Regions from separate parts of the Homo sapiens genome. Here regions 2 and 3 are each linked to region 1. The links are chromatin loops, found by intact Hi-C in ENCODE. Cell type or tissue: chondrocyte. All regions are shown on one strand. Each heading gives the region's core, and the rest is flanking DNA. Links, peaks and the distances in the headings are about the cores only.

What was found. Peaks named below come from ENCODE experiments on the same cell type or tissue, not always from the same donor. Only the 100,000 strongest peaks of a DNase experiment are listed, where the experiment ranks them.
Region 2: a loop joins it to region 1, with 4 times the contacts of the local background. A loop is called at or near these places in 24 of 110 quality-filtered maps.
Region 3: a loop joins it to region 1, with 7 times the contacts of the local background. A loop is called at or near these places in 39 of 110 quality-filtered maps.

What each region holds. Positions count from the first base shown.
Region 1 is chr2:118,850,296-118,860,531 of GRCh38, forward strand. No RefSeq gene overlaps it. Among named protein-coding and RNA genes, the nearest start is that of EN1, 7.8 kb to the left of the region's middle. RefSeq lists enhancers at 1-492, 3,100-3,635, 7,132-7,893, 7,894-8,655, 8,656-9,415. In chondrocyte, for the core only: CTCF peaks have their summits at 5,540 and 5,757; no DNase peak of the experiment used is centred there.
Region 2 is chr2:118,533,432-118,543,667 of GRCh38, forward strand. No RefSeq gene overlaps it. Among named protein-coding and RNA genes, the nearest start is that of LINC01956, 300 kb to the right of the region's middle. In chondrocyte, for the core only: CTCF peaks have their summits at 6,073 (motif pointing right) and 6,272; no DNase peak of the experiment used is centred there.
Region 3 is chr2:118,367,671-118,377,906 of GRCh38, forward strand. No RefSeq gene overlaps it. Among named protein-coding and RNA genes, the nearest start is that of THORLNC, 190 kb to the left of the region's middle. RefSeq lists an enhancer at 1,592-2,362. In chondrocyte, for the core only: a CTCF peak has its summit at 4,030 (motif pointing right); no DNase peak of the experiment used is centred there.

The DNA.
Region 1 (10,236 bases), core at 2,763-7,762:
GGCCTGGGCCGGACGCTCGGTACCCCGCGCCGCTCTGCGCTCCATGACCTCCACCCAGACCCTACGCCCTCTTCTCCCTCCTGCAAATGAACATGCCATTGGGAACTCTGTGTGAGCGCATTGGCGTCTTGTCAAGCATGCGAGTGAAGTGTGTGAGGGCTGAGTGAACAAATGTTGGCCGAGAGGGATGGGTGAGGGTTTCACAGGACTCTGAGTGAGCCCAGGATTGGGCGTGTGAGTGAGGAACTACGGGCAGGGTGAGTTGTGTGTACAAGTATGTGAGTAAAGGGTTAGGGTGTGTGTAAAGGATTGTATATGCACGAGTGGGTATATTTGTGTGGCGGTCCTTTTGGGGGTACTCGTTTCTGCCTTTGGGAGCTAAGGAATTACTTTCAACTTGATAGATGCCCAGGCCGGGGTGGCAGAGAGGTGGGCCTGCAGGTAGCAGGTGGGGAAGCCTGACTCAAATGGAATAGAGCCCCTTTCTCCAAATGCCATCTGCTCTTGGGCCGAAGGTAGGGAAGTGTGGGGGTACCCAGTGCGTATTTCTATGGCCTTGTAGTTCTGAGCTATGCAGTCACCTGAGCTAGAGGCGCACAGAAGGCCATGGACTGGGCTGCGTCTCTGCAATAAGTTGATTGTCCCCAAGTACCCTTTTCTTGGGGATAGCCCAGATAAAAGTGGAGAACGACAAGAAAGATAAAGATTCTATTTTGTCTCAAATGCCAAAGTTGGGGGAGGGGTGCTACATTTTTTCACTTGAAGGAAGGAGGTCCCAACGAGGCCTTCAGTGATCGGGAGTTGGGTAAATAGGACAGAGAGAGACCCCAACCGTCCTTCCCTTCTCCAGTCCTTGGACTTCCTGCATTTTCTGAGGATAGGCAGGGGCTCCCAGTGAGCAAAAGGCACCTGGCCAAACAGAGGAGAATGATGCATACTTGTTTGAGGAGCTGCTAGCTAGGGGAGTTTGGGGATCATATAGTCGGAAGACTGGCATGTGTTTATCAGAGTGAAGGCTGAGAAATTTTACCTTTCTTTCTCTCCTTTTCTAATTTTGGGAAAAACGCTCAGCGGTCTTGAAGAGTGGCCCGTGGCTGTGGGGAACAGAGTGTATATTTGTGTTTATTTGCTTGGTATGTGAGAGCCACCCAGAGAGAAAATTAGTCTATAAAAGTATTGTGTGTGTGTGTGTGTGTGTGTGTGTGTGTGTGTGTAGTTGTGTGTGGCAGGAGGCCCCTGTATGTATGTGAATGTTAATGTGTACACCCAAGTCAGCCCCACTAGTCAGGCATGAAGAAATGTATTTGCTGAGGGTTTTGGTGTATGCTGTTCAGAAAAGAAGACCAGCCTGTGTGTCCATAGAATTTTGGATTTTGTGTAAGCAAAGACAAATGCCAGGGTCCTGCTTGTTTCCACCTCTCTTTCGAGGATGAGGACCAGAAGGAGAATTACGAAAGAAATTCTTGCAGCCTGGCGAGGGGTGTGCGCCATGGGCTGGGAGTAGGAGCATGTTGCATGCACAGGGTGGTAATCGCATTTCGAGTGTAGATCAGATGGCGGTGGGGCCTCGTGGTGCGGGACATGAATGAGTTGTCGCAACACAATAGCGTGCAGCCTTCCTACGGGGACTGGATGACCAGCGGTTTTGTTGGGAGTGAATGCGAGGAGATTTCTGCTACAAGTGCCGCGTTATTATGAGCTACAAGGTCAGACTATACATCGCAGGTCCCCAAAGCCTATGGACCTTGGGAAATGTGGGGCCTCGAGTCACGTCATTGTACCTGACAGTCTTTTTCAATAGACTAATTCAATTAGTGCTCGCGGTTTCGGTCTTCATCTGGAGCCCATAATAATGTGGGGGTGGGTGGGTGCTGGGGATTCGTTTGGGTATTGGTTAGGGATCCTAAGCAATTCTGTCCAAAGTGGAGTGGGACTAGGGGAGGCAGCAAAGGAAAAAAACCGGTGGCCGGGGGGTGCATGGGGGGCAAACCATTGAAAATAAAACGCTCTGCTGACAAAATAAAATGCTCCGTTGACTCCTGAAATTGGGGCAGTAGCTTTGTTTGTAGAGGACTCAGAGCATTCCTTGAAGGGGGTGAGGGACAGGGAGGATTTCTTTTTTTCTGTATATATGAAATAAGACTAAAAATGTCTAGGTATCTAGAAAGCCCGAGAAAAAGCCCACTGTTGGAGGTTGTCACCTTCGTGGATTTCAGTATTTGGATTTATGTCCCCATCATCCGGTCTTCCCCCAGAGTTTTCTCCCTCTTATCTAAGGCAGTTCACAGCATGGACCGTTTTGTTCTAGAAATAGTGCCTCTCTCTCTCCTCTCTCTCTCTCAAGCTCAGACAAACTGAGACCTTTCTCCTCTTGACTCCCCGCGGGAAACGGTGGAAAGATATCAATGATTTCTGTACATTGCACCCGGTGGCCAGGATTCAGAAAGCGCTCCTGGGGCCCTGGTTTCCTCTCTGAGCCCCGCCGGCTGTCCACAGGCCCGCGCCGGGCGCAGAGGGCGCCAGGGTGCAAACACCCGAACTGTCGCCGCTCGCGGGTTTGCAGGCGGCCTTCGGGCTGCGCGGGGATGTCCGGGAGCCCGACGCAGGGCCCCTTGGCTCGGATTACGGGAAGAGGAGCCTTCACTGGCCCCCCTCGGAATTTCAAACCTCGCTGGGACTGTATCACACAGCCAGACAGGCCTCTGGAGCTGAGAATTTTAGACTTCGCTGCTCCGGGAAGCAAGAGGACTACATACAATTCCCTATTTATTTTTCTTCACTTTAATCTGACATCCCGCTTTTTATGCTTACACTGAATCCTACCCAAACCCCAGAACCCAGACCCGAATTTGGGTTTAACCCCTTTCTCTTTCGCCGAAAAAAAGAAAAAATCCGGAGTTAATTCAATGTCTACGCCTGAATTTTCTTCTATTTTTTTATTTTGCTTTTCTCCCTGTATGGCTCCCTCCCACTCCCCAAAAAATTCCCCGAGGTCGGTGTTCTCAGGCCTAGGGGACCCTCTCCCACCCCTGGTCCCCACCTGTCCGAGTGGCCGCTCTCGCCTGGATCCGGCTTGGCGCGTTCGGTGTCCACACAGACTGGCCTTGGGCTTGTGAGAGTGTGGGAGCGATTGAGGAGGGGCCAGCGCGGCTTCTGGGTTCTGCTACCCCCACCCCTCCGCTCAGTCCGTGGTCTCCAGGAGGTCTGAACCCGACTTCAAAGCTGGGAACGGAAAACGCCAGAAAAGAAGAAAAAACACAACATCCAAGTCCTTTGTGCAGGAACGCCCCCGTGACTCCAAAACCGTTCTTTTTGCTTGTCCCAGAATTAACTGTCTTCCTTCTCTTCCCTTTGACTCCTGTAGGGGTGCGGGTGGTTGTCCCGGGGCTCTTTTCCCACTGACCCTGGAAAAGGAGACAAAAGTTCGCGCACCTGGCTCTCGGCGCCTAGGTTTTCTGCCTCTGCCGGCCCCGGAGCCCGATCCAGGCCGCGCCTCCCTGTTGCCCAAGGGGCGTGCATCTTTGGGACCCTCTTCCCGGGGAGGTGCAAGAAAAGCTCCGGGTTCCAGCAGAGGTCGGCGCTGCAGGGCCCAGGCGGGAAGATGTGGAAGGAAAAAGTTTAGTACAGAAGGTGGGGCGGTAAGGGAACGGAAAGTCTCAAGAGCCTGGGAGCGGGGGAGAGGGGCGAGAACCCGTCTGTCTCCCCCACCCCGCCCACCTCCTTCCTCGTATTGAATCGGATGCGGGGGGCGGGAGGGGGTCACTGCAATGCCAAGGCCTTCTCGGGCCATCTTCCCTGTTCCCCTGCTCCAGCAGAAAGCTGGGAGGGGAACGAGTGTGTAGCCCCGCGCGTGCGTGTTTGTTCGTGACTCAGAGGCTCTGGGTGGGTGCGTGAGTGAGTCCAAGTGTGTGCCCGAGTGTGCACGCAAAAATTGCGTTCGTTTTGTCTCTCTAATTCTCGTGTGGTTGCGCTTTGCTGTGTCGGTGTGAAAGTGTGTGTGCGTGTCCACGTGAATAGTCTCCATGTGTGCGTGTCAGTGAGTGAATTTGTGTGAGAGCTGGGGAGTGACCGAGGTTTTGGAAGTGAAATATGTGAAGTTGGAACGACCCTAGGCTCTGACCCCAAACCTCACCTTTTACCCTATCTCTCCCTCCAAACCACCCCCTCCACCCCCGCCATTGAACTATGCCAGGGAAGAGGAGACAGTTGTTTAAACCCGGATTAAAATAGCAACTGGTTTTTTGTTTCCCACCAAGACCCACCTCAGCAGCTCTGAGCCCTGATTGAGGGGAGGGTGGGCCACACGTGCCAAGGTCAAGATCAAAGGGACCTTAGGGAGCGCAGAGACCAAAAGCCCGCTCCACAAATGAGGCAACTGAGACCCGAAGAGAGTAAGGGACTAGGTAGGGATCCCACAGAGGCCGCCACTGGTCTCAGAGCTCGCCAAATCCCGCTGGGAAGCCGCGGGCGTCCCAGTTTTGTTCTGCAGCCTGAGTCCCAGATGAGAGCGCGGGGGATGACGGTCTCCTACCCCAGGCTTCCAACTCCACTCCATTCACCCCCAGGAAGGGTTCACCCCCTTCCCGGTGGGTGTCGGAGGTGGGAGGAAGGAGGGAAGGTGATCTCTTGGGGCTGGGAATGTAGTGGGGCTGAGGGCGAGAGGGAAGCACAACCCCTCCCCTTGTCGGATCCCACTTAGGGCTCCTAAGATTCCCACCTCTCCTCCACCCACCAGGGGGTTAGCAGCATCCTCTTCGCCCCCGCTACAACTGTCCAAGCGTGAATGGTAGTTAGGGGTAGGGGGCTCGGTAAAGGGAAGGCTGGGCTCACTTCCTGCGGGGGGACTGGGGGTAGGGATGGGGTAGGGGTGGAATACCGGCCACAAAGCCATTCCAGGCACGTCCCTCCCCTCCCGCGCCGATGACTCCCGCCCCAAAATTGTTATGCAAAGGAGTCAAGTATGTGATCTTCTGGCGATCAAAGCGGCAAAGCCAAATATTAGAGGAGCAGTCAATAATGGATGAGCAGATTAAGAAACCCATCTCGCGGACAATTATCGCCGCAATTGAAAAAGCTCACTTTTTCCCTTATTCTCCATCCCACCCCCATTTATAAAAGAAAAAAAAAATAGGCGGAAGGATGGGGGCTGGGGCTGGCAGCCGAGGAGGCTGCAGGGACGCGCATGGAAGAGCCGGTGCGTGGGAGGGTTTGCGGGGGGGACATCGCGCCCCCTAGGGGTGACCCCAGTGGGTCCCGTGTGCTCTCCGCGGAGCCGGCGGAGCCTTGTCCTCTGCACCCGGCGCGCAGCGGCCCCTTAAACAGTGGAACCGTGAGGCCGCTCTAAGCCGAAGGGCTGGAATCTGGGTTTCTCGGGTTTTATTTTAGACCATTCGGCACCAAGCCCGAGCTCCCCCGCCGCACCGCTTCCAGTCCCCTTTCTTTCCATAGAGCGACCCGAAGCCGGCGGTGGCGCAGGGAGCCGAGTCTGATGAGCTCGCGGGCGGCTGAAGGCCGGCTTCCCTGTGGGGAACGCGCCACCTGTCGGCGCCAGTGAGAACTGCGTCTGTGTGGCGCCCTCGGGGTATTCGGGGCTGCGGGGAGATGTGTGCCTGAAGCCCTGCGCTTGCGGTGGGGACGTCCGGCCTCTTTCCTGGCAATTGACCCCTGAGGCGGGAGAGACAACGGAATTCCCACAAAGGGATCCTTCTCGGGATCTCCCCACCTCAAGACAGCTAAAGCTGGAGGAAAAGCCCCTCCGGGGGGTGGGGGGTGCGGGTTTGCCCTGCGATTCCGAAAGCAGAAAATACCCGAGCCACACAGGGACGGGCGCCGCGTTGGTAGTCGGGGCTACGTTCCTACTCCCTCTACCTCCCCCGCGCTGTGTGACCCTGGGCGGAACCCCGCTGCTCTCTGGGCCTCAGTGTTCTTATTCGTAAACTGAGGGCGTTGGATGAGATTGGTCCTCTCCCAACTCTGACCTTGAAACTGATACTGAATCTGAGCAGCGTCTGTAGACACCTGTGCCTTGCCTTCTATTTCTAGCCTTGAATAAATCCTGGACTTTTATGTGCCATTTATATCCTAATCTCATATATATTTAATGTATAACTGCTGCCATTATTGTTTTCTCAATTGTCTAGGTTTTCATTTGGATGGGGTTAGGATGGTCCAAATTATCCCGATAAGTGCCCATTAACTTAAACCTTTTTAAAAAATGAAACCAGTAAAACTTCATTCACTTTGCAGTGTGGACACTGCTGGAGAGCACCCATGTCGTGGGTCCAGCGAGGACACAAGGAGGGGCTTAGAGACATGCGGGAGGCTTAGATGAGAAGACAGCACCCGGGCAGCGGTCAGTGTTAGAGAGAGGACCCGTAAGAAGGGCCGAGGCTAGAGGGAGAGCGAAGACTGAGCCAACGACGCACCTGAGCCCTGGGGTGGGGGTGGAGACGTGGCTCCTAACCCAAATCTCCCTGCCAGGCAGTGTCCGACGAGCATCGACGGCAGGCGTCGAGACCAGTGCAGGGTAGCTCAGACCTCAAGCCACGCTTGACCTTTCCATGAAATGAATAAAACTCGAAAGCCAGGGAAAGGGGACAGTACTTTGATCCGGAGATCGCTTATAACCTCTGCTTGGAGTTCCGAGTTCGTGCGGCTCAAGGGAGGCTACAGTCCAGCAAGCTCTGGGCTCCAAGCGTGGGGACGGCAGCCCCCAAGCTTGGCGCACCCCTCGGGAAGCCCCGGAACGGTCCTCGCCAGACATAGCCGGCTGTCCTGGTCCTTAGCTTCAGGCTGGCGGCGCAAGGCCAGAGCGGCTGCCTTCTAGGCACCTGGGTGGAGGTCTCGCATAGCATTCCCTGAGAAGCGAAACTGCCCTTGGGGCCGCAGCGAGCCTGCCACATCGAACTGGAGACCCTCTGCTTTCGGGATAGATGGGACGTTTCTGCTCTGTCCTTCTTGGAGTCCCGGAATCGTTCTGGGGCCGCGTGCTGCCTGGAGGCGGTGAATTTCAGGGTCTTGAGAAGCCGCGCACACACGGGATTCTGGGCGAGCGTCCCGTCTCTTAATTCCTATTAAGAGACGGGAAAATCGAGGGACTGGAGGTCCCATCATTGTCGCGTGAGCAGCCTCCTGAACACCAAGCGAGACCTGAGGGTTCCGCTGGGGCCTCGCCCTGACACCCGGGCCCTCCGTGTGGTCGAGAGTTTGCGCCCGCTCCCGCTAGGGCAGCGAGGTCCCACTTGCGGCCGGCTGGGGCATGGTGGCACCGGTTGTCTACTCCCCACTTGTGACACCGACAGCTTCCAACTCCTCAGACCCACCCCGTGGAATTCTGGACTTTGTGAGGGCCGCCGGGGTCCTGGCCCTGGGGTCAGCTGCCATCTGACTAAGCCAGGACGGCGGAGCTCCAGGCCTTGCTCCAGCACTGCCGGTGCGTCGGGGCCCGCGGAGAGCCCAGGGCGGGAGCTGTGGGCTGAGCCGGGTGGCCGCGTGGACACAGATGCCCGGCCGGACTGAGCGGCAGCCAAGACTCTCCGTCCATCCCGCCGCTGGACTCGACTCTCCCAGACCCGCCACGGAACCCAGATTTGAGCACGCAAGATAAAGACGCCAGAGGCGAGTGCGCGGCGGAGAACTGGCCGCGACACGGGAAGCTTCTGGGGCGCAGAACGCTGGCTCCGACTCGCGCGGCGCAGACCAGCTTCTGTGGTTGCACTCAATTGAACAACAGGCGGATTTACGTTAAACTTTGTTTTCACCTTTCACTAAGATGTTTCCAATTTACCAAGGGGATAGAATGAGAGACAGAGATGTGAGAGATACAGAGAGAGAGATAGAGAGTGCAGGGTCGGGGGAGGAGGCAGAGAGCGGAAGCGGTTCTCTTTAGGGGTCTCCACCTTCAAAAGACGACGGAACGATGGTAGCCAGCTCAGGATCTATCAGGTGCTAGCCCTGGGCTGCCTGGCTCTGAAGGCTTCACCTGGTGGGCTGGCTTGGGCATTCCTAATGGGCATGCCGGGAGCCTATCAAGGTATGAACCAGCATACTCTCCCTTTTACAAAGGAGGAAACTGAGGTCGGAGAGGCTAAACCCGCCCCAAGCGCATGCCCATACCAAGCGGGAAACGAAGCACCGAATATTTCCCCAGCTCGTAGGAAGCCAGATGGGGGCCAGTTCCCTCAGGAGACGCTCCAAGTCGCCCTGCGGGCTCCAGGTGGGGACAGGAGTTATAACCTTCCCTGCCCTTCCCCCTGCAACACACGCGAGGTCTCAGCGCTCCCAGGCGCTCCAGTGGGGCCGCGTTCCCCGCCAGGGTGGGTCAGGGGAATACTCTGCCTGCGCCCTCTCCGAGGGTCCGCGCAGAGCGAGCGCCTCTTTAGGTGGGGCCTCTGGCTCCGACCCCTGCTCCCAACAGGGATCTTCGTTTGCATCACCCAGAGGAGCTGGCCAGAGAGCCGCGCCGGAGGCCGCATCTCCCCTTGTTGGTATTGTTGTCGGCTTGCTTTCTTCTGGCTTCCCAGCTCAGTGACCCCGGAAAGGGTCGAGCATCCGACTCCGGCATGCTGGTTGGCTGCCCCCGGAGGCGGAGGTAGGGGGCCAGAAATGCTGACCTGGGCAGGCCCCCAGCCCTGAGCTCCTGGGGTGGACATCTCAGGGTCCCGGGCCTCCAAGCTCATGGCCGGTCTCCGCGGCGGCGGGGTGACCCACCAAGGGCAAGACTTTTTCAGACTTGCCTATGGTCACCAGGCAATGACTCCGACTGGTACGTGAGGGAGCTCGGGTCCCACCTTGAGGACAAGGCCCAGCCTTCCCCGGAGCCGCACCTCAACTGTCAGGGTGCAAGTGGTGGTGATCCGGGAGCAGTCGAGGCCCGTGACAAAACCAGGATGACCCAGCGTTTTCTAACCGCGCTGAGGCAGTCGCCTCTCCGGGTCGCTCCACTCCCGGACTCCGGCAGCCTGTTGGCCTTCCTGTCACCACCTCGCATGGAGCACCCTGCCCTAAGCCCTGGAACTGGGCCCCTGGCTCGCAAGGAAGAGGGTGGGGGTGGGGTAGGGAGGAAAGGCCGGGAAGCCTGCTAGAGAGAAGGAGGTGACTGAGGGCCAGCATCGCCAGGAGGCATAGTTCCACTAGTCCCCAGTCCCATGGTTCCACCTTGACCCCAGTTCACCTGCAGGGCGGCAGGGAACTCCTCTGATTCCCGAACCTGCAGCTGGTGCTGCACTGGAGGGGTTTCCGTTGGTCCAACGCACCCCGGTGAAGGGAATTCCCTGGAGAAGAGAGAGGAGGTGCCAGAACCTGGCTGTAAGGGGGGTGCAGGTGTGCAGAGAGAAGCGGGTTGTCCCGGGCTGTGGGTCCTGCAGCGCAGCACCTGAGACTTCAGTTTCCTTCCTTTTCCTTACTCCCGTAGTCTTCCGGGACCCTAGCTGCCTCGCGACCCCTCCCCTTCTTCTTCCCTGGGGTTTCTTCTTTAACCTAAAGAGCAGAATAAGTAGGCCTTGCAGCGAGAACATCTTAGGTAGGACTGGCAGCTTCTCATGCTCTGCCAGGGCTCTCAGGATAGGGGATAAGCCACCTCTTCACAGCCCAGCTCTCAAGCCCCTGTTGCCAGCAAGGAGCAGAGTCTGCTGACCTGCCCCTCTCCTCTATTTTACTGTAGTTTGTTTCCCTTCTCTGCTCTGAAGGGATACTCCTTTATTTTAACAGACCCAATTAGGATTTGCCAAATGCTAGATAAAACCTTCCTATCAGAAAATGCCTTAGGTTTCGGAATTACAACCCTGAGATTTTATAGGTAGCTTTAATGGAAAGGTTTGGAAAGAGACTGAGGGTGCCCTTAGTTCTGAATAAATGTGAACTGGAACTTGATATTTTTTTTGTCTTGTTTTTTTTTTTTTTTTTTTGGAGGGGGGAAGGTGTTTGGACCTTGAGCCAAAATACATCAAAGAAGAGATCCCTGCACCTCAACTCCTAGAAGTCATAGTCACCTTGATAGTGGAGAACTGGGGATTGAAGGTGCAGGATTTGCAGGAGTAGGGGAGATAATTAATATTAGCTGGGTCACCAGAAAGAATGGAAGCTAAGAGATTGTGCTGCCATGCCCTCTTCGACAGCAACCTTTAGCATTTATCTCTTCCCCGTCAGTCTCCCCAGCTATCAAGTGTGGACTCGACAGGAATGTTGCAAGGAAAAACTAATTAAATGGTAGTACAATGCTTTGAAAATATTAAGTGT
Region 2 (10,236 bases), core at 3,338-8,337, 320 kb before region 1:
AAATATATAGGGGTGTGTGTGTGTATACACATATGTGTGTATATGTACACACACACACATATATATAAAATTAAAAACTTTGGTAGACTTTGATCTGAATATCCTCTTTAGTTTACTTCAATTTGAATATGGTTATGAGTTTGGGTATCTTATATTAAAATTTTTTCTTTCTTGAAAAGCAGTGCAAATGATAATTTTGCTTATATAGGCAATCTGCACATGGAAAGAAAATATTAACTAGCAATGTAATAAAGAAATGATTTCTTTGGGGGCCTTAAGCACAAACCTTTAAATTTGCACTGTTTCCTTGTGGAATTATTTGATCAAACTGAAATTAAAACCAAGAGATCTCACTGGCTCTGGTCAGCCTTCCCTGTTACCCCAGATAGCTGCTAGAACTTTCCAATCATCTGAAAAAGCATAAAGCAACAATTATGATAGAAACCTTGGAGGGAATACATTCATTCATTCATTCATTCACCTACTACGAATTGAGCCCCTTTGTTTATCTCAGTGTACTTCCTGGTGGGATAGGCTGTTTTTAACCTGTGCTCTACTCCAAACACACAGACATAGCAGAGACAAAGACCAGGACTGGGTACTAGGAGAGGGAGGGAAGAATACCAGAACCAAAGCTTACTGCAAAAAAGGCCCAAGGCATGGCTCCAGGAAAAATAAATCTAACCATGAGCATCAGCAACATCTGAATTTTTGAGCTGGATTTTTGTCCCATTCATCCAAGAATCTTCAAAACTTATGTACATAATATTTTTGATGCATTCGAAAAAGGAGGTACAGACTCATCTAACCAACAGAGCTGAGATTCTTCATTTAGAGGCCAAAGAGATAACTGACCCTCTGTGGCCTCTAAGTGAAGAATTCTGGCTCTGTTGGTTAGATGAGTCTGTCCATCAGAAGTAACTTCTTTTCTGAGTGGTAGTCTCACCTCCCTGCCTTGGCGAAAGGACTGGGGTCTAGATGGGGGAAGTGTCTATGGAGCAGAAACTGTTGACATGGAGTTTCTTCCCACCTTACTCCAAAGCTGATTCTGGGATCTGGAATGAGGGAGGCCCTTTGCATCGAGCAATTGAAGAAGGGAGATGGGACTGGTAAATCAGAGGTCACCCAAATTGGGCAGGAGGCCCAGCACAAATATTGATGACTAGGAGATGGAGGTTGCAAACTGGAAAGTTGGAGACAGGAAATGTGGATTAAGATAATGTGAGTATCCAGAGGGTCATTTGGGGCCAACACCTGTTGGCAGGGGTTATTGCCTTTGGCTAGTTCCTAACCTCCCTGTGTTGTGATTTCCCAAGTCCCACCTGGAATAATCTTTACTTAAATCAACTTCCTTTTCCACCACATTGATTTATTTAAAATCAAAGTTTTAATTTGTATTATTACAACAGTTAAAAACCAATCAGATTTACCATAAAGAGATGGAAGCTGTACAAGTACATACAATAAAAACCAAACGTTGATATTGAATTGCTTCCTGTTGAAGGCTCTGAACCTAGAGCTCACTATCTCTTTGTTAAGAAGAAACTTGAGCCTGCATTAGACAGGTGTTCAAGACCAGCACAAACAGAGACTTTCTCCTTGAGCTTATCAGAAGGACAGAAAGAACATTCAAAAGGGAGCCACTCTTGCTTCTCTATAGGATTCAATGGCTTTTAGCTTGTTCGTGTAACACCTAAAATCACATGTGGTGTTGACCAAAATTATCTTGTGAGTCCCCCATAATGTATCCTTCTTTCTTAGGACACACTGCGTGGAGGTTCAGGGACTGGCAGCACTCAAAGGCTGGAAGAAAGGTGCACTGAGACGCAGGGACCCATGGCACCCTGAGCCCACTCTCCATGACTGACAGCTGCAGAGGTGATGGCTGGCCCCATTTGCCCAGGGCACAAAGGCATTTGAGGGAGGACCACAAAAGATAGGCTGTGAGTGGATGTGCCCTTGTAAAATTTTGTGCAAAGCCCTCAGCTCAGAGCCCATGGGACATAGGTAGGGTGGGCTCAGTCATGTCTGCCACTGGTATCAGACTTCACTTGGAGATTTGGAGCCCCGGTTCAGTAGGGCAGGAGGAGGGTGTGGGAGCTCTGTGGCCTGAGATTTCTATCTTTACCTCTTTCCTTCACCTACACATTCCATCCTGCAGTGGGTAGCCCCGGTGAGAGGGAAAAGGGAGTGTTTGATATCATCTAATTCCAGTGGAGGGCGTGACTTACCTGGACTACAGAGCTAATTGGTGCTTCCTGCCTTGCCGAAGGACACAAGCATGTTTCCAGCAGTGCTGGTCCAGCCCCTGTTTGTGCTCCATGGGCGCCAGGTGGAGGAGCACCTCTGGTTGTCCCCTGGGAGCAGTGGCAGCCATTGACCTTGAGATGAAAGGACACAGATGGTGGCAATGCTATGATCACCCTTGGGTTTAGGGAGCTCTCTGACAACACAAAATTGCAGAGGATATTCACTTTTCTTTAAAGAAAAGGAAATGAAACCTTCATTTCCAGTTACTTAGTTTCAGTCTCAAATCCTTAGAACCGCCTTCTAAAACAACCGACCCCCACTTTGCTGCCTGCTGGGCCTGGCCCTGATCCATTCTGCTTCTAGAGGAGGCACAGAACATGGCCCATCCCTCTTATTCCAGCCACAGTTCAGGCTCCTGCCCCCAACCCATGCCCAGGATGAGCTGGGAGGGCTTGAACTGGTCATGGTCACATTCTGCCTCCATCTCCACTTCTGTGTATGGAGGGAGATGCATTATCGAAATTCCCAGGCTTTCTCCGCTCTCAAATCCTAAAAACAAAGGTGCAGAGAGAAAGAGGGAGGAAGAGAATGAGGAAAAGAAGTGGTTTCTGGAAAGGACTGAAGGAGATAAATATGAGAGGCATCGGGAAATGTGAAGTGGGAGCACGTGGCATCACACTCACCTCTCCCATGTGCTGCCATACAGGGGCTTCTTCACCAGCCTGCCCTGCTCTGTTACCAAGTACCAGAGGCCCTGGAAGCTGTCACAGCACAACTAGGGGAAGTCAGTTTGCCCTGGCTGACACTGTCCACCTCATTCAGGGCCCCTCCTGGATGCTGGATCTGCTTCTGTTCTGCTCTGAAATGTCAGTGCACACATGCACTGACTCTACTCTCTGCCCCCAAGACCCTTTTGAGGGAAGGGGCTTCACCGTTTCCACCTCTGCATCATCTGCACTTAGCACCATGCGTGGTTCCTCATGGGGGCTGAACCAATGATGAGTGAATGGATGAAGAAATGAACAGGCAGATGGTGTGAATGCATTCAGAGAATGTAGAACTGTCTCGGAGCCATGATGGCTTCAGCAAGCACTCAGGTTGATGCCATCAGAGGGCTAAACCAGAAAAACGTCCTACTCTAATTGCACCACACTGATCATTAGCCCAGAGGCACATGCATCCTTAGCAACTTAGTTGAATTCAGGACCCGACCTGCTATTTGGTCATTAGTGAAGAAGCCTGGTGCCAGGCTCATGATATCTCAGTCTTCTCTACCAGGTTTTACTGATGGCAGGAGAGAATAAGTCCTGGGGTGGTGCTCAAAGCAATTATTTTTGGGATGCTAAATTTTATTATTAAAAATTAACTCCTATTTTGCCTTATACTAAGAAAGCATGCAATAAAGAATAATATCTTATAACCCGACACCTTTTTAAGTTATTTGCATTAAGAAATAAAATTCCTCTTCAGTCCTCATTCCATTCCTTGAAGATAATGACCTATAACAGTTGCTGTATATCTTTCTCAATGGTTCCCTATGCGTGCATTGATATACATGTTTATCTTTCTTTAAAAAATAAGATGATGCTATGCATATCACTCTGCAAATTGCTTTTTTCTTTATCAATATATGGGGATCTACTTTATTTTTGTTCATGGCTATCTTGCTTTCCATTGAATGAATACACCACAGTGAATTTCTCTATTCTTCTATTAATGGACATTTATAATGTGTCCAATTTTGTGTCAGTGTTCTTTTGTTATTTTAAACAATGCTGTAGTAAACATCCGTATATACTTAACCTTATTATTTTTATAGTAATTTCTGTTTAGGAGATTCTTATATGAAATATGCTGGCTCTTAAGCATATTTTAACTGTAATAGATGTACTCAATTGTTATGCAAACAGTGTCCTAATTTATACTCTCACCAGTAAAATATGAGAGTGCACATTTCCCCACACACTCACCAGTATTCTGTGTTGTCAATTAAAATTACATTTTTTGACAATTTGGTAGGTACAAAATGTATCATCATTCTTTTAATTGCATTTAAATATTATTTAGGATATGTTCATTTTCATATACTCATTGTCTATACATATTTTATAAATTTATTGGTTATATTGTTTGCCACTTCTACTGAATTATTTGGTTTTTATTATAGGAGATCATTACATATTAGAGAAATTGACCTTTGCGTATTAAATATGTTGCAAATATTTAGTGATATCTGCTACTCAGAAGCTTTCCCTTTTATCTGGCAAATCATCACTTCTTTTCCTTTTATAATTTCTGAGGATTGTGTCTTGCTTATAAAGGCCTTCCCGGATCCCAAAACTATAGAAAACAGTGAGCGTTGTAGTCATACAATATTTTCATAGTTTTATATTTTATGTTTGTATTTTGTATCTATAATCCCTGTGGATTTTTAAAAATAGAGTGAAGTCAGAATCTAGTTTCCCTAATGGAAAAACAGCTGTTATTACATCATTTACTACATAATCTATTTTTTCCTTCACTTTTGAAATATATTTTTAAATGTGCTTTTCTCTAAATATTTGAGGAAAATTGAGTCTCGGATAGTGGTTCTCAATGTATGGTGCAGGAAATTCTGGGAGTTCCTAAGATCCATTCAGATCAAAACCATTTTCATGATAATATTAATCAACTCATTCTCATTCTTTCATGAATGTGCGCTGGGGTTTTCCAGAGGCTGTATGGCATATGTTGATGTCATTGCTCTGATGGTTAATGAAATGCGTGCTCATGTATTCCTGTGTTTCAAAATTTTCAGTTTTAATTTCTAATAGGGTACATTTTGATAGCTATAACTCACATAGCGAAAGCTCTTTGGGATTCTTAATAATTTTTAAGAGTATAAAGAGGTCCAAGACCAAAAGTTTGGGAACCATTTATCTAGGAAGAGGTAGCATGTTTGCTTGTTCGTTTTGAGATGGGGTCTCACTCTGTCGTCCAGGCTGGAGTGCAATGGCGTGATCTCGGCTTGCTGCAACCTCCGCCTCCTGGGTTCACGCAATACTCCTGCCTCACCCTCTTGAGTAGCTGGGACTACAGGTGCCTGCCACCACACCCAGCTCATTTTTGTATTTTTAGTAGAGACGGGGTTTCACCATATTGGCCAGGCTGTTCTCGAACTCCTGACCTTGTGATCTGCCCGCCTCAGCCTCCCAAAGTGCTGGGATTACAGGCGTGAGCCACTGTGCCCAGCCGGTAGCATGTTTATTCTATGGCCTTACATTTCCCCTAGCACACCTCTGCGTTGTCCCAGAGTACCCGTGCTCCACACTGAGAAATGAACAGTGAAAGAAGGGGTAAAAAGCACAGCTCCACAAGGGTTTTTGCCCTGTCCCTTGTCACCTCCTCTAATTAGTTCTATCAATTTGAACAAGTACTTTAGCCCAAAACAGCTCCTAGAATGTATTATGTCAACGTCCGCCTCTTAATTTACAATTCATCTTTTTCAGATTGAAACACAATCATTTCTGTTTCCTGAGATTTCAGGTTATTTGAATTCTAAATAAATGGGAGCTACCTTAGTCCAATTTTATTTATGGTTTTAACACATCCCATTCCTTTTTAAGAAAGACCAGGTGTATGTGGAGGTGACTTTGTTTTACTGATCAAGACATGCAGTCAAGCTCCCTGGCTGAAGGTCTATGGTCATTTATTTTCTGGCAGGTGCAGCAGTCTGCACCATGGGTTAGACGGACTGGAAGCAGCAGGGATCGGGCCCCTTGAAACTCAGCCTGGTGTCCTTGACTCATTGGCAACTTACAAGCCTGCCTCATGGCAGTCAGCCCAGCCAGCAGGGGGAGATATAATAAGACGGGAAAAGACAAAGGCCATTAGAATCTTAAAATTCAGAAGGCATCTCAAATATTGTCTAGTAACGCTTATCGTGCGAATGAATTGTCAAAAAAAAAAAAAAAAAACGCTCAACAAGCAGCTTAGCACACTTAAAGATTTTCTTTGACAGGAAGCTTACTAACTCATAAGACAACTCTCATTGTTAAACAGCTCACATTATTATCTCTGGTTAGAATGAACTTACCCTTCCTTCTCCACTCATTCTCATTAAGCCTTCCCTGACTCTTCCGCCTCCAATTTCTGTCCAGGGGGTTGGAGGCTCTCCCTTGTGCTCCTGTCACACTTTTGCTTACCTTGACTATGCATTTAGACAGAGAGTATTAGTTGCCTAGGCCTGGTGTATCAAATTGCCACAACCTGGGTAACTTACAACAACGGAAACTTGTTCACTGACAGTTCTGAAGGCCAAAAGTCCAAAATCAAGGTGTTGGCAGGGCTGTGCTCCTGCAAAAGGCTCTAAGGGAGAATCTTTCCTTGGCTTTTCCAGCTTCTCCTGGCTGCTGGCATTTTTTGTCTTCCTTGGCCACATCACTCCAATTTCTGCCTCTGTCTTCAATGGCCTTTTCTCTATTATCTCTTACAAAGACACTGGTCATCAGATTTAGCACCCACCTGGGTAATCCAGGGTGATGTCATCTCAAGATCCTTAACTTTATATCTGCAAAGATTCATCTTTCAAATAAGGTAACATTCCCAAGTTCCAAGAGTTAAGACAAGGACATATTTTGGGGGGAGCCACCACTCAATCTACTGTACAAGTGGGGGTAGCAAAATGGTCACCCTTAGGTCAAATCCAGCCTATAGATATCTGTATTTCTTTTCCTGCATGTTCTATGCATTTGGACATTTCACCTAAATATCTGGAGTTCCATCTTCTTTGGACAAATCAAAAGATCTGCAACACTGGACCTGCCTTCCCAATGGCATCCATCAGGGATCTGAGTGCACGCTACACACCCTAGGAGACATCTGTATTATCCGGTTCACCCAGTCCTTGCCATTTCCCAGACCATTTTACCCACTTGAACCTGACTTGACCCATCAGGTTCCCCTAGACATTTAACTTGTGACCTTTAATTTAGTCTCTTTTAATCTTGCGTAGTACATAATAAGATGGTATTTCAGGGGAAGATTGGGTTAGTGATTTATGCTCAGCATACATTTTTCAAAAGGCTTATGTTTCAGAGCAGGAAGAGACCCTGGAAATGCATCTAGACCTTTTTGCCCCTCAGAATGAAATTATTGAGGTCCAGAGAGGTTAAATGACTTGCCCAAGGTCACACAGCTAGCCAGTGCTGGAGGTCTGAAGAGAGATCAGTATCCTGACTTCTAGGCCTTGCTCAACATGTCTGGAGGTGGCCTCTTTGCAGCATTCCTGCACTGCAGACTGGAAGCCTCCATCTAGGACCAGCACTATCTGTAAGGAGAAAAAAATAGAAATATTCAAGAGGAAAACCTTCATGGTCTTTGTCCATGAATGGGACAAAAATCCATCTCAAAAATTCAGCAGTTGCTGATGTTCATGGTCACATTTCTTTTCCCTGGAGCCATGCCTTGGGCCTTTCTTGCAGTGACTGCGTCAGACTTTAAGTTCTCTTATTTGACTTTATATTATCAGTGTCTAGGACAGTGCCTGATACAAAGTAGCTGGTCAAAAACATGTGCTGGACTAAAGAATATAGAACTTACACTGGAGAGAAATATGCTTTCCTTTAGCTCCTATCTATAAACAGCTCTTGTCTTATATTCAGCAACAGCACATTTTCCTTATGAAAACCCTTCACATTTAAGCAATATGTAACACAGGAAGGGATACCACAGTTGCACTAGCTTTAATACTGATAAATCTCTATAAACAAAGAAAAGTGTTTTAGGTAAGATTTGGTTTATAAGTAAGAAGGGCCTGAAAAATGGTAACTAAATCAAGGTAGGGATTATTTCTCTATCATGAAAAAGAAATCTGGAGATATGCAGAACAGGAGTGTTATGATGGCACTGTTAGCTCATCAAGACGGTGGGAGGCTCTTGTCTTTTCCAGCTATCCTCAGTATGCTGCTTCCAGTTTGGTTATTATTCCTTCAGATATCGTTTCTGTGCCATTCCCTATTTTTGTTATTTCTGGGACACTAATTAAATATATATGTTAGACATTTTCAAACTGCTCTCATGTTTCTCTTATGCCGTTTTCTATATTTTCTGCAGTTTTCTCCTCATTAGTATCAGTCTGAATATTTTATCTTGACCTGTGTTCTGGTTCACAACTTCTCTTACAATATGTCTAGTCTGCTATTAATACTTTGTATGGTGTTCTTAATTTTAGTTACTTTATTTTTCAGTTTTAGAATTTCCCTTTAATACTTCTTTACATCTTTCAGTTATCTGCAAAAATTTCCCATCTTGTCATTGAATTTTTGTTGCACACTAATCACATTTACTTTAACATTTTTGCCTAACTCAAATATCTGTTCCATTTACAAATCTCTTTCTATTGTCTATTTTCTCTTGGTTTTGGCCATGTAGCCCCTTGTCTTCTGGAAGGCCTGACAAATTTTTATTGAATATTGGATATTGTATGTGAAAATGATAGAACTAATTTGAGTCCAAAATGATGATATCTTCCTCCAAAGAGGGTATACTTCTATGTCTGGCAGGCAGTTATGGTAGGGGCTCTTTACCCTATTACAACCAGGATTGAACAAATTTGAAAGCTGTGCTTCCATTTTTATAAGGACTAACTTATCTCACCACCACATCTAGAGTAGAACACTAAGGGGTTCCAACTGAAGCCTGGGGTGTTTGCCATGACCCCTCTTGCTTTATGACCTAGACTCTAATTTCTGGCTATGCCTCTCTGCCTTATAAGATTGGAAGCTCTCTTCAGCTGTCAGTATCTCAACCAATGCTTTTTGCCATTTCTCAGCCTCCAAACCACCATGCTGGAGGAGACAAATGATTTAGATGGGAGAGGGGCAGTGAATTTTCATTCCATTCCCTAAGAATCCCATGGACATGAACCTACATGGATGCAGTGGGTAAAGTGTGAAGGAGATGGGAGAGGATTCCTCAGTGAACTTCATGCCCACCATATGGGAGATGGTAGAGTTTATCAAGGACATCCTTGGCTTTTGTGGCCTTTCTCAGCACACCCAGATCACCCTGCTTAAAGCTGGCACCTTTGAAGTGCATGACCCTTTGTACTTCTCACTCTCAACTGTGGCAGAAAGTTCCAGCAGAAAGGCCAGAGATATCTGGGGCACGGTGACTCTGTACTTAGACCCTCTGACTAAGGACAGAAGCATCCCTTGCACCCCTGCCCTTTGGTTCCTTCAATCCTTGCTGCCTTGATAGCTCCCAATACCTTCAAATAGGTGTTTTGTTGTTATGGTTTGGGTGTGTCCCCACCCAAATCTCATCTTGAATTACCATGTGTTGTAGGAGGGACCTGGTGGGAGGTAATTGAATCATGGGGGCAAGCCTTTCCCATGTTGTTCTTATGATAGTGAATGAGTCTCATGAGATCTGATGGTTTTAAAAAGAGGAGTTCCCTCGCACAAGTTCTCTGTCTCTTTGCCTGCTGCCATCCATGTAAGATGTAACTTGCTCCTTCTTGCCTTCTGCCTTAATTAGGAGGCTTCCCCAGCCACATGGAACTGTAAGTCCAATTAAACTTCTTTCTTTTGTAAATTGCCCAGTCTCTTTATTAGCAGTGTGAAAATGGGCTAATACAGTACATTGGTACCAGTATAGTGGGGCACTGCTGAAAAGATATCTGAAAATGTGGAAGCAACTTTGGAACTGGGTTACAGGCAGAGGTTGGAATAGTTTGGAGGGCTTAGAAGAAGACAGGAAAATGTGGGAGAGTTTGGAACTTCCTAAAAACATGTTGAATGGCTTTGACAAAAATGTTTATAGTGATATGAACACTGAAATCCAGGCTGAGGTGGTCTCAGATGGAGATGAGGAACTTTTTGGGAACTGGAGTAAAGGTGATTCTTGCTATGTTTTAGCAAAGAGAGTGGTGGCATTTTGCCCCTGCCCTAGAGATTTGTGGAACTTTGAACTTGAGAGAGATGATTTAGGGTATCTGGTGGAAGA
Region 3 (10,236 bases), core at 1,910-6,909, 480 kb before region 1:
AAAAGTGGTATTTTTATAGACATGATCTTTTTGGTTCAGGTCTTCTCTGTGTATAAGAGACTATTTAGCATCTGCCATCAAATATACAGAATATGTGCCAATTAGAATTTTTGCCCGTGTCTGTCATGTAGATCTAGTGCTTTGGAAAAAATAAATATTTTTGCGTTTTAAAGCTCAGGTCTGCATTCATGCTGCTCCCCACAGTTTGGTTTTCCTTTTGCTAACCTGGCCAGTTTTTTTCTCTAAGCCATGTAGGCCTCCTCGTAAAGCACAAGGGTACTTACGCAGGATACTCTAAGAGGCAAGACTCAGGCTCTGGCATCTGAACCTGTGTGAATCATGGCTCTGCCAATTATTAACTGAAAGACCATTGGGTAAATTATTGGAAGTTTCTAAGCTTCAGTTTTCTTATCTGTAAATCGAAGATATAAATCGACAACTTTATAGGGGTGTCAGATAGACACTGGCCCTGACTGCCATCGTCGGAAACTGGTTTTGAAATTGAATCTAAAACAGCACTAGTCATTGTGTCATTGTGTGAAGTTAAATGGCGCAAGTGAAAGTGCTTTGAAAAGCTAAGACTCCTGTGACAGTGTTCTAAACACACCATATGTGTGTAGAAGAATTCAGGTAACTGCTACTCCCAGGAATAGCCACTTCGTCACACTAGTAGATTCGTTCAGTTCAAAATAGTGGAGTTAAATGTCAGCTTAAACATAATTCAGACATTTTAAAACTTTAAACTCAGTATTGAATGGAAATCAAGCTTTACTTTTTGGAGGAAATAGGTCTCTGTTTTTGGTGTCTTGACAGACACAGGGTTCTCTATGGTAGTGGGTCTTCTTTCGATGGAACACTTGTGTTAATCAAAAAAATGGCAGGGTGCATGAATCTCAACAAAATATTTTTATTTATAAAATATACCCATTTTCTATAATAATATGTACATTAAGAATATACACTAAGAATAAGAATTCCCACATTAAGTATATTGTTTTTGTAAAACAATGTCTGTCCAGCTTATTGTCCAGTTAATAAAGTTAAAGGTCCTTTAAAAGTTGTCATTGTAAATAAAACAACTTGCAAAAAAGTGTTCTGGAATAGAATTAACAAAATATGATCTCTATTCATGAGTTGGAAACTGGAAAAAGGATTCTTGAAGTAAATGTTCTGAGTGGAGTTACTAGGATGTCTTCCAGCCTCCTGCAGTCAAGGAGTACCACTGTATTGATTAGTCCGCATGTAGCAGGGCTCCCTTCATCACATCTGGGGACTTGTTTTCTTTTTCTTTAATTTCATTTTTAATCCTCTTAGCTTTAAATATACTGCCTAGAGACTCAGTTACTACCCAGTTTGTGGGTTTTTTGGGATAAATGTAACTGGACAGTTTGTTAGCTTTTCAATTAAAAAAGACACTTAGCCCATGTGGGATGTCATTTTTTATAATCAGTGTTCCCATGTGGGGAAAATTATTCACACTACTTGCAAGTAAAAAATAATTTAACTTTTAACATTAAAATATGTGGTAAAACCCAGAAAACATCCAAAACAAAAGAATATACATAAAGAATAAAATTAAAATTGTAATGTAATGAATAAATAAAAGTAGTGGTTGCTAGTTTTTCTTTGTGTATTTCAATGGATTACCTTGTCCACACTGTGAGATTTACCTGTCTCACTGTGGAGACCACTTTCTTGCATGTCCGTGTGAAGAGACTACTAAACAGGCTTTGTGTGAACAATAAAGCTTTTTAATCACCTGGGTGCAGGTGGGCTGAGTCCAAAAAGAGAGTAAGTGAAGGGAGATAGGGGTGGGGCCGTTTTATAAGATTTGGGTAGGTAAAGGAAAATTACAGTCAAAGGGGGATTGTTCTCTGGCGGGCAGGAGTGGGGGTCACAAGGTGTTCAGTAGGGGAGCTTTTGAGCCAGGATGAGCCAGGAAAAGGACTTTCACAAGACAGTGTCATCAGTTAAGGCAACGACTGGCCATTTTCACTTCTTCTGTGGTGGAATGTCATCAGTTAAGGCGGGGCAGGGCGTTTTCACTTCTTTTGTGATTCTTCGGTTACTTCAGGCCACCTAGGTGTATACGTGCAAGTCACCAGGGATGCGATGGCTTAGCTTGGGCTCAGAGGCCTGACAACCACTGCTCACTCTCAGTTGTACATGAAAAATAGTCAATTAAAACAACAATGAGATACCACTGTAGAGCTATTAGAATGGTGAAAATCTAAAATACCAGCACCACCAAATGCTGGTGACAAGGTAGAGCAAGGAGCTCTCATTCATTGCTGATGGGAATGCAAAATAGATACAGCCACTTTGGAAGATAGATCTGGCAGTTTCTCACAAAGCTAAACATACTCTTACCATTTAGTCTAGCAATCATATTTCTTAGTATTTAGACAAACAAAGTGAAAACTTACATTCACACAAAAAATCAGAACATGATTATTTATAGTAGCTTTATTCATAACTGGCAAAGCTTGGAAGCAGCCAAGGTGCCCTTCAATCGGTGAATGGATAAACAAACTGTGGTACATCCCTATAATGGAATATTATTCAGCAATAAAAAGACATGAACCACAGAAAAAAAATGGAGGAAACTTAAATGTATAAAAAGGCTGTATACTGTATGATTCTAACTATATGACATTCTGGAAAAGGCAGTAAAAAAGATCAGTGGTTGTCAGGGTTTTGGATAGTAAAGGCAGGTGGATGGAATGATAAAAAGGTTTAGCACAGCGCATTTTCTAAGCAGTGAAACCCTTCTGTATGATATAATGACGGATACATATACATTTGTCAAAACCCAGGGAAGTACATAATGCAAAGAGTGAACTCTAATGTAAACTATGAATTTTAATTAATAATAATGTATCAATATTGGCTCATCAATTAGAAAACAATGTATCACACTAATGCAAGATGTTAATAATAGGGAAATTGTGGAGGAAGAGGGAGAATATGAAAACTCTACTTTCTGTGTAATTTTTCTGTAAACTTAAAACTGATCTGACATATAAAACTTATTTAAAAGATAGACTAAAAAAAGTATAAATGGTTGTTCTGACTAGATTTTGACTTGGCTGTCTGTGTGAGAATTATTAGACACCTTGTTGAAATTCTAGTGGCCAATGTTTGGGACATGATTAGCAAAGGAAAGTGTTTTAAAACATTTTAGTCCAGGTAAAAGATTGCATTCCCTTTCTGGAAAGATGACTTTTAGGTGGGCTAAATTTGAATCTGGGCCCTAATCCTTATAGCCACATGAGCATGAGTAGCTCACGTAACTGTTGTGAGTCTCAGTTTTGTCTTCTGTAAAATGGACATAATTTCTACAATATCAAACCTCAAAAAGTTGGTGTGAGGATTATTAGAGCAAATATATGTAAAAAGATTGGTGATCAGTAGGCATGAATGAACAATCACTTTTATTGTTAGGCAAAACCAAGTAACTCTGCCTGAGAAGCCATCACTACATATTATACCTTGGCTTATGCATCCATTGAAATGAAGAATCATGATGTCTGTTAAAAATTCTCTCAATGACACTCAATTTTACTGAAGCATAGGAAATAACTGGGAACAGTAATAGTTATAAGAAATGAAATAAAATGAGGCTAATGTAAATAAAAAGGAGTTACCTACTGGCTTTTCCCAATTAATTAGCATATGCACATTCAATTATTCATACTTTAGGGAACTCATTTAGGCAATCAGGTATCCCATAAATATTCATCTTGTTTACCTACAGTGTGTCTGTCATTAGGATTGGAAATTGGCAGTGTTTTCTCAATATATTTCACAACTGGTTGCTTTGAAAAAAAATTACCTGAGACTAAATTCATATGTCATTAATGGTGCGAACAATCTGCCACATGAACGCTGAATTAACAGTGGGATGCTTCGTGCTTGTTTGTCCTCTCTTGGGTAGGGGCTCCATCACCTACTCAAAAGGCATGGATTTTCTCAGGGGGCCAGCGGATGGAACTGCAGAGGTGCGATTCTGACCTTTGGCCACTAGCATGTGCTCTTGAATAGCTTTTCATGGCAGTCAGGCCCTGGGCCCACAGGAACTGAGAGGCTACCTCTGGTTCTAATTTGTTGAAGAGGCAGAAAGAATGTGATTTATAAGTGTGAAAGCATTGTGCCACTAACTCAGACATGACCCCACATAAGTGGCTCTTCAAGATGCCAGGAATGGCCCAGGCATTTGCAGAATCGCATATATAATCAGGAGGGGCTACGGAATATGCAGGGCCAGTGCAAAATCAAAATGTGGAAATGTAGAGCCCCTCTCAGCACCCGCTGTTCAAAAATTAAGTATTTCAAGACAGTAACAGCGGGGCCTTTCTGTCTGAATGTGGGGCTCTGTGCTACTGCACATGTTAGGTTGAAGCTGGCCCTGAATGCAATACACTGTTACCTTCTCCCTAACTGCCCAGCCTCAAACAGATGACAAAACAAGGATGAATGACCTCTCCTGGCTATTAGGGAACCAAATTTTGCGTTATAGGTGCTATTTCTTGAGCACTTATTAGAGCCAGTGCTAGGCTATGATATTTTCTCTAACCCCTATGTTTCCCTTAGGCCTCCAAAATAGACGTTAGTGTCTCCATCATACAGGCAAAGAAATGGAGTTATAGAGAGAGCAAATGACTTACACAGAAGTAGTAAGTGACTGAATCAGGGTGTCCAGGTTTGTCTAACTCCAAAGCCCATGTTCTTTCCATGGGAATCATGCTATTTTGTAGGGTTGGAAGCTATGAACTTCTAAAACATAGCATATGCAGTTTTGGTGGGTAACTTTCTATTTCCAATAATTGTATTTACCTTTAAAGATTTTGCAACATTCCTCAGCTTCCTTTACCACGTTCTGCAATCTCTTCTCTCAGCAACAGGAAACACTGCAAGAACATTTTCCAGAGCAAATTACAAGTGTTGCTTCCACTTCTTGCCCTCCAGGCTGCAGACAAAAGCTCTTTTCATTGTGTCAAAGGGATACAGTCAGGCGAACAGTATAAACTAGCAGGACGATGTAGTTTCCAAAGAGGAGCCTAGTCTAAACTTTTTTGATCCACACTTGAAATAAATCAATATGGTGCAGGACGGACCATGAAAGACCCTTTGAGAAGAGAAAGGTCTTCAGAATACGGAATGGGACCAAGTCTTTCCCTAACTTTCTCACTCCCAAATTGTATAAAAAACAGGGACTATGGGGTGGGGGGAGTACCAAGGAATGGCCTCTTGTCTTGTTTAATGGGAAGGAGACAATTCCAAAATGTCCCCACCTTTGCAAAGGAAAGCTCCTTTTGTTTGAAGCTTAGCAAAGCTACTTTGGTTGCTATGAAAACAGAATCAGTACGATGGACTGTTTCAGGGTTTCAGGCTGTGCTCCTCTTGGAAGTCACAGCCCCCTTGCAGCCAACAAACAGCATGAGTGGCTCAGCTTTCCCAAAGCTGGGCTGCTCATTAGAGCCATCAGTTAACCCCCTGCCCCTGCCCATTGCCTACTTATTGTAATTAATTTTATGGCCCCTTTAAAAAAGAGAGAGAAAAGAAAAGGGAGACCTCTACATTTTATGCTACATTGCACAAGCAATTGAAAGTTGCGGGGAAAGAAGAAAAAAAAATCAAGCACCAAATGTTTAGCAGGGTTTTCTTCTCTTTTAAATGAGCAATCTATTTAAATCAATTATCAGCTCAAAATGAGCAGGCTGATCTAATTAGTCTTGGCCCCTGGTGGGTTAATGAATGAAAGGGAGGTGCCGGGTAGATGTGCGCTTTCTTTGGAGTCTTCAGAACTGACCACACTAACACTAAGCCTTTCTGGGTTGCTAAGTCTTATCAGGCAGAATTATAGAAAGACATAAAAAGAGACAGAGAGAGAGAGAGTAGAATGAGAGAATAGGGGAGAATTATTAGTTCCATCAACGGAATGACTAAGCATTGCGTGGCATATTTTCAGTCTGAGATTTACCACACAGTGATCATTACCATTTGATAAGTAGTTCAGAATTGCAAAGAAATCAATTTGTGTTTTCTTTAAGCATGTTTGAAATGGAACAACATATTGACTTCAGAAGAAAACATGCTGGTGAGGGATGACAGCTCCAGCCCTGAACCTTGGCACAAGTAACCTCCTCCCCCTTCTAGCCCCAGTCACATCTTACCCTTTATTTAATCATAATGGCCCCTGGACATTAAATATAGTTAATTAAGGAGCTAATATGAGGAAGCAGGAGTGGGAAATATGATGAACAATAAGTTTGTGAGTGCTGGACCGGAAGGTCTCAAGTTTCCCAGGATTGAAAAAATATATATCTTTTCAAGTATTCCTTGGTGCAAGGAAGTAGATATTTGCTTTTTGGGTTATGACATTTCTTACCCCAAATGTTAACTCTCTGGTAAATGTTACAAGTATTTATGGTTTGGGAATTCGATATGTGTTACTTTTTGGGGTTATTCTTTTCTAATGGAAATTACATGGGCTTTAAATTTAGGCAGTCCAGCTTTGCTGCTGAAGTGAGTGGCCTTACATGACTTTCTCCCCACCTCTGAACCTCAGTTTTTTCATCTTTAACATGGGATAACTTCATTTAGTTGTGCTGGGAATTGAGATGCTGTGCACTGAGTGGTCACTGTATACACCCTGCCTCTCCTTCTTTACTCAGAAGTGTGGACCTGAGGATGTTTTGGCAAAAGGCAGAAGTAACTTTTTTTTCTTTTTTTTCAAAATAATGCAATGAGGGTGTGAATTTTTATGTGTTGATTTTTTTTTAATTTTAATTTTTTTTGAGATGGGGTCTCACTCTGCCTCCTAGGCTGGAGTGCAGTGGTACCATCGTAGCTCACTGCCACCTTGATCTGCAGGGCTCAAATGATCCTCCTGCCTCAGCCTTCCAAGTAGTTGGGACCACAAGCATGCATCCCCATGCTAGGCTAATTTTTAAAATTTTTTGTAGACAAGGAGTCTCGCTATATTGCCCTGGCTAGTCTTGAACTCTTGAGCTCAAGTGATTCTCCTGCCTCAGCCTTCCAAAATGCTGGGATTACAGGCATAAGCCACCACGCTCAGCCTCTGTGTGGATTTTTATTTGAATCATTTCACTTTTTTAAGATCCTACTTCAAGGAATGAAAAAAACAAGTCTCAAGGAACCAAGCCCTGCCTCCAACTGAGGATGGGGAATAACAATAAACTGCCCCTGCTGTTTACTTGAGTGTAGTCAAGAGACATTTCTGGATTACAAAAATATCTATGAAAAACTGAAAAGAGCCATCATCATTATTAGGTTTTCAGGAGGCCAGTCATTGCAGGGTGGTGTTCACACTGCCTGAGCGAAGCCTGTGATGTGGGTAAAGGCCTTGAGGAGCTGGTTCAAGACATACTACCAGGTATAGAAGAACCACTCTCCGTGATTCCTCTACCCCTTCCTTTTCCTGCCCCACCAGATTGTATATTATCAGTGTCAAAGAAACTTGGGAAATATTGCATCATCTTTGAACTACAAAATTATTATGTTTCCTATGTGGCAAGATAATTCTTTGCTACCAAACAGCTATGTCTTTTAGAACATTTCTAAGAAGTCTCAGTCTTTTATTAATGAAATGACCAGAATCATTGGCCTATATGCAAATCGAAATCCCATTGTTTTATGACTTTTCATGGTTCTTTTCACCAAGCCTGATCTCAGTGAGGAGAGAAACCCTGTTTATCTATTGCCAATTGTTTTAGATTGGGAAGGCTCACAGTGGAACTACAAAACTCCTTGCTGGAGATGAAAGTGGCAAATTTTGGAAAATGAGGAAGAACTTTGCAGAATCTCATGTGAACTGGATTTTGGCTTTGTGTGACAAAGAGTGGGCGTGGGAGCATTCAGGAGCATGATAAAGGAATGCTGGAAATAATTTGCTATTTTTAGAGACAGAAAGACATAAAGAAAAAGAAAAGAAAAATCTTTTGCAGCCAGGGAATGCAAACTTTGTAGTTCATCATAGTTTCAACATGGGTTCTTACAATGATCTATTCAATTAACCTCTTGCCTGTAAGCCCCCATCTTTAAATAAGCAGGATCTGAGAACAACAATTATAACTTTGCTAACGAGAAGCTGGGTAAGTATTAAGTGTTTAAAAACCCCACTATTGGAGCCTGGTAATTTTTAAACATATAATTACCTATTTTATTATACTTTGATTAGATTAAAATTAATGCATTATTAAGTCATGATATGTTCAACCATCTAGACCTCTGTATAGACACAGATAGCAATTCCTTTTTTTCCCCTTCCCCAGGTCTAAGTTAATTAAATTCCCTTTAATTATCATTTACTAAAAAGCTTCACTTTTGCCACTATTATGTCTTTTGAACTTTGAAATTCGGGAAAAAAAAGACCTTAAAATGGTCTTTTACAGGAGAAATGAACTGTCAGCGAATTCAGGCAAAATTAATTATTTCAGCTTGATAAACCTTTTCATCTATTTGACTCCTTATACAGAAAAGCCAATTAATAATGTCAAACATGCTTTGCCTCCAGGGACCCGCAAGTTCTAATGAGTCTGTTTACTGTGGAGTGGCTAGCAGAATGAGCTTCATGTAGAAATTTTCTAATCGCGCCATACCTGTCAAGCTCAGTCTCATTATCTGTGTACCAAGGGCAAACCTCATTTTGTCAGTAGTGGTTTTCGAAGAACTAACAGATGCCTGGGGGAACATGCAGGACTGTCGGCCAGTAGACGAGTCACTTAATTACCAATCAGAGCAGCCGGGGTGAATGCCTAATGCTCCTTAGTCCCGACCTCCTCCATCCCAACTCCACGAGCCCATCTTATCAGAGACCGGAGATTGGTCCTTCTCAGCACCCAGCGCTCATCTACCACGACCCCTTTGTCCTGGGCCCTCGGAAGTGTTGATTGATGAGGCGCCTCTGGAAACAGTGATTAATCATACGCGCATTGTACCACAAGTAGGACAATCTGGGGGCTCCTGCTCCACCTGCCTGGGCGCTGATTATGGTTTGGCTGATGCGGGTGGAGCCTGCAGTGGAGGGCGTCCCCACAGCCACGCCTAACGAGACCCAGCATTCCCTACCAGCACCTTTGCGCCTCTTTGACTTGCAAGAAGCACCATCTACCGCGCAGATATTTGGCTGCAGACAGGGGCTAGCATCCTGGAAACTGTGCATACTGTAGAGCAGCGATTCTCAAACTTAGTGCACCTACACATCACCACCGGGAGACCCTGTTCAAACCAGTTCCTGATCCGTGGGTCTGAGGCCAACCTGAGATTCTGCATTTCTAACCAGCCCAGGCTTGCACTGCAGACCTGTGGACCACATACTGAAGCCAAGGTCGAGAGCAGAGATCCTGGACGAGCTGTTCAACCTTTCTGGGCCTTACATTTCCACCTCTTTAACATATTACAGAAGATTCGGTTTCTTCCTGTGGCCTTTTATCGAGCAAGCTCCCAGATGAGCACCCTGCGACCCAGGCCCTACCTGGCCTCCCATCCTCACCTCCCCTTTGCCTCAATCCCTCATTGCAGCCTCTCAGAGCTCCGGGCAGGACACATGCTGCCGGAGCCATGGTCTCTCACGTCCTCTTACACGGCCAGTTCCTTGCATTCTCTTTCAATCCTTTGCTCAGTCATCACCTCGGATAGAACACCTTTCGTGACTTGCTCTCCCCTGGTCCTAGAACAACTAAGGGGACCCTCCTTTGTGCTTTGCTGCACTTTTGTCGACCTCGCTACAGTCCAAGTTACCCTTTGCTGCAATGAACTATTTCCCCACTTACCTCTACAATTAGGTTAGAGTTTCTTGGGAGAAATTCTGTCTTCGGCTTGCTGCTCCTACCTTCACCAAGTTCCAGAATCTTCCTTCTTCTCCTGAACCCCTCTTCCTCTGTCTTAATCACAACAGGTATTATTTCTGGACTATTGCAGCAGCTTCCTCTTTATTGGTTTCTCTGATTCTAGTTTCTTTCCTGTCTAATATACCCTTAACATTGTTACCAGAATCATTACCTAAAGTTGAAATCTGCTTATGCAGACTACTGCCCCACTCCAACCTGCCCAAAGCCCTGTTGCCTTAAACTTGCTAGTTTCTTCTTCCCTGAGAAGAATTCACACCAGCTGCCAACTGTGAGTTCCAAAGATCAACATATTTCTGCAGTCGCTTGTTTGAAGAGAACTTATTTTGGCTAGGTCCAGACCCACGGCTCTTGAGGTAATTTT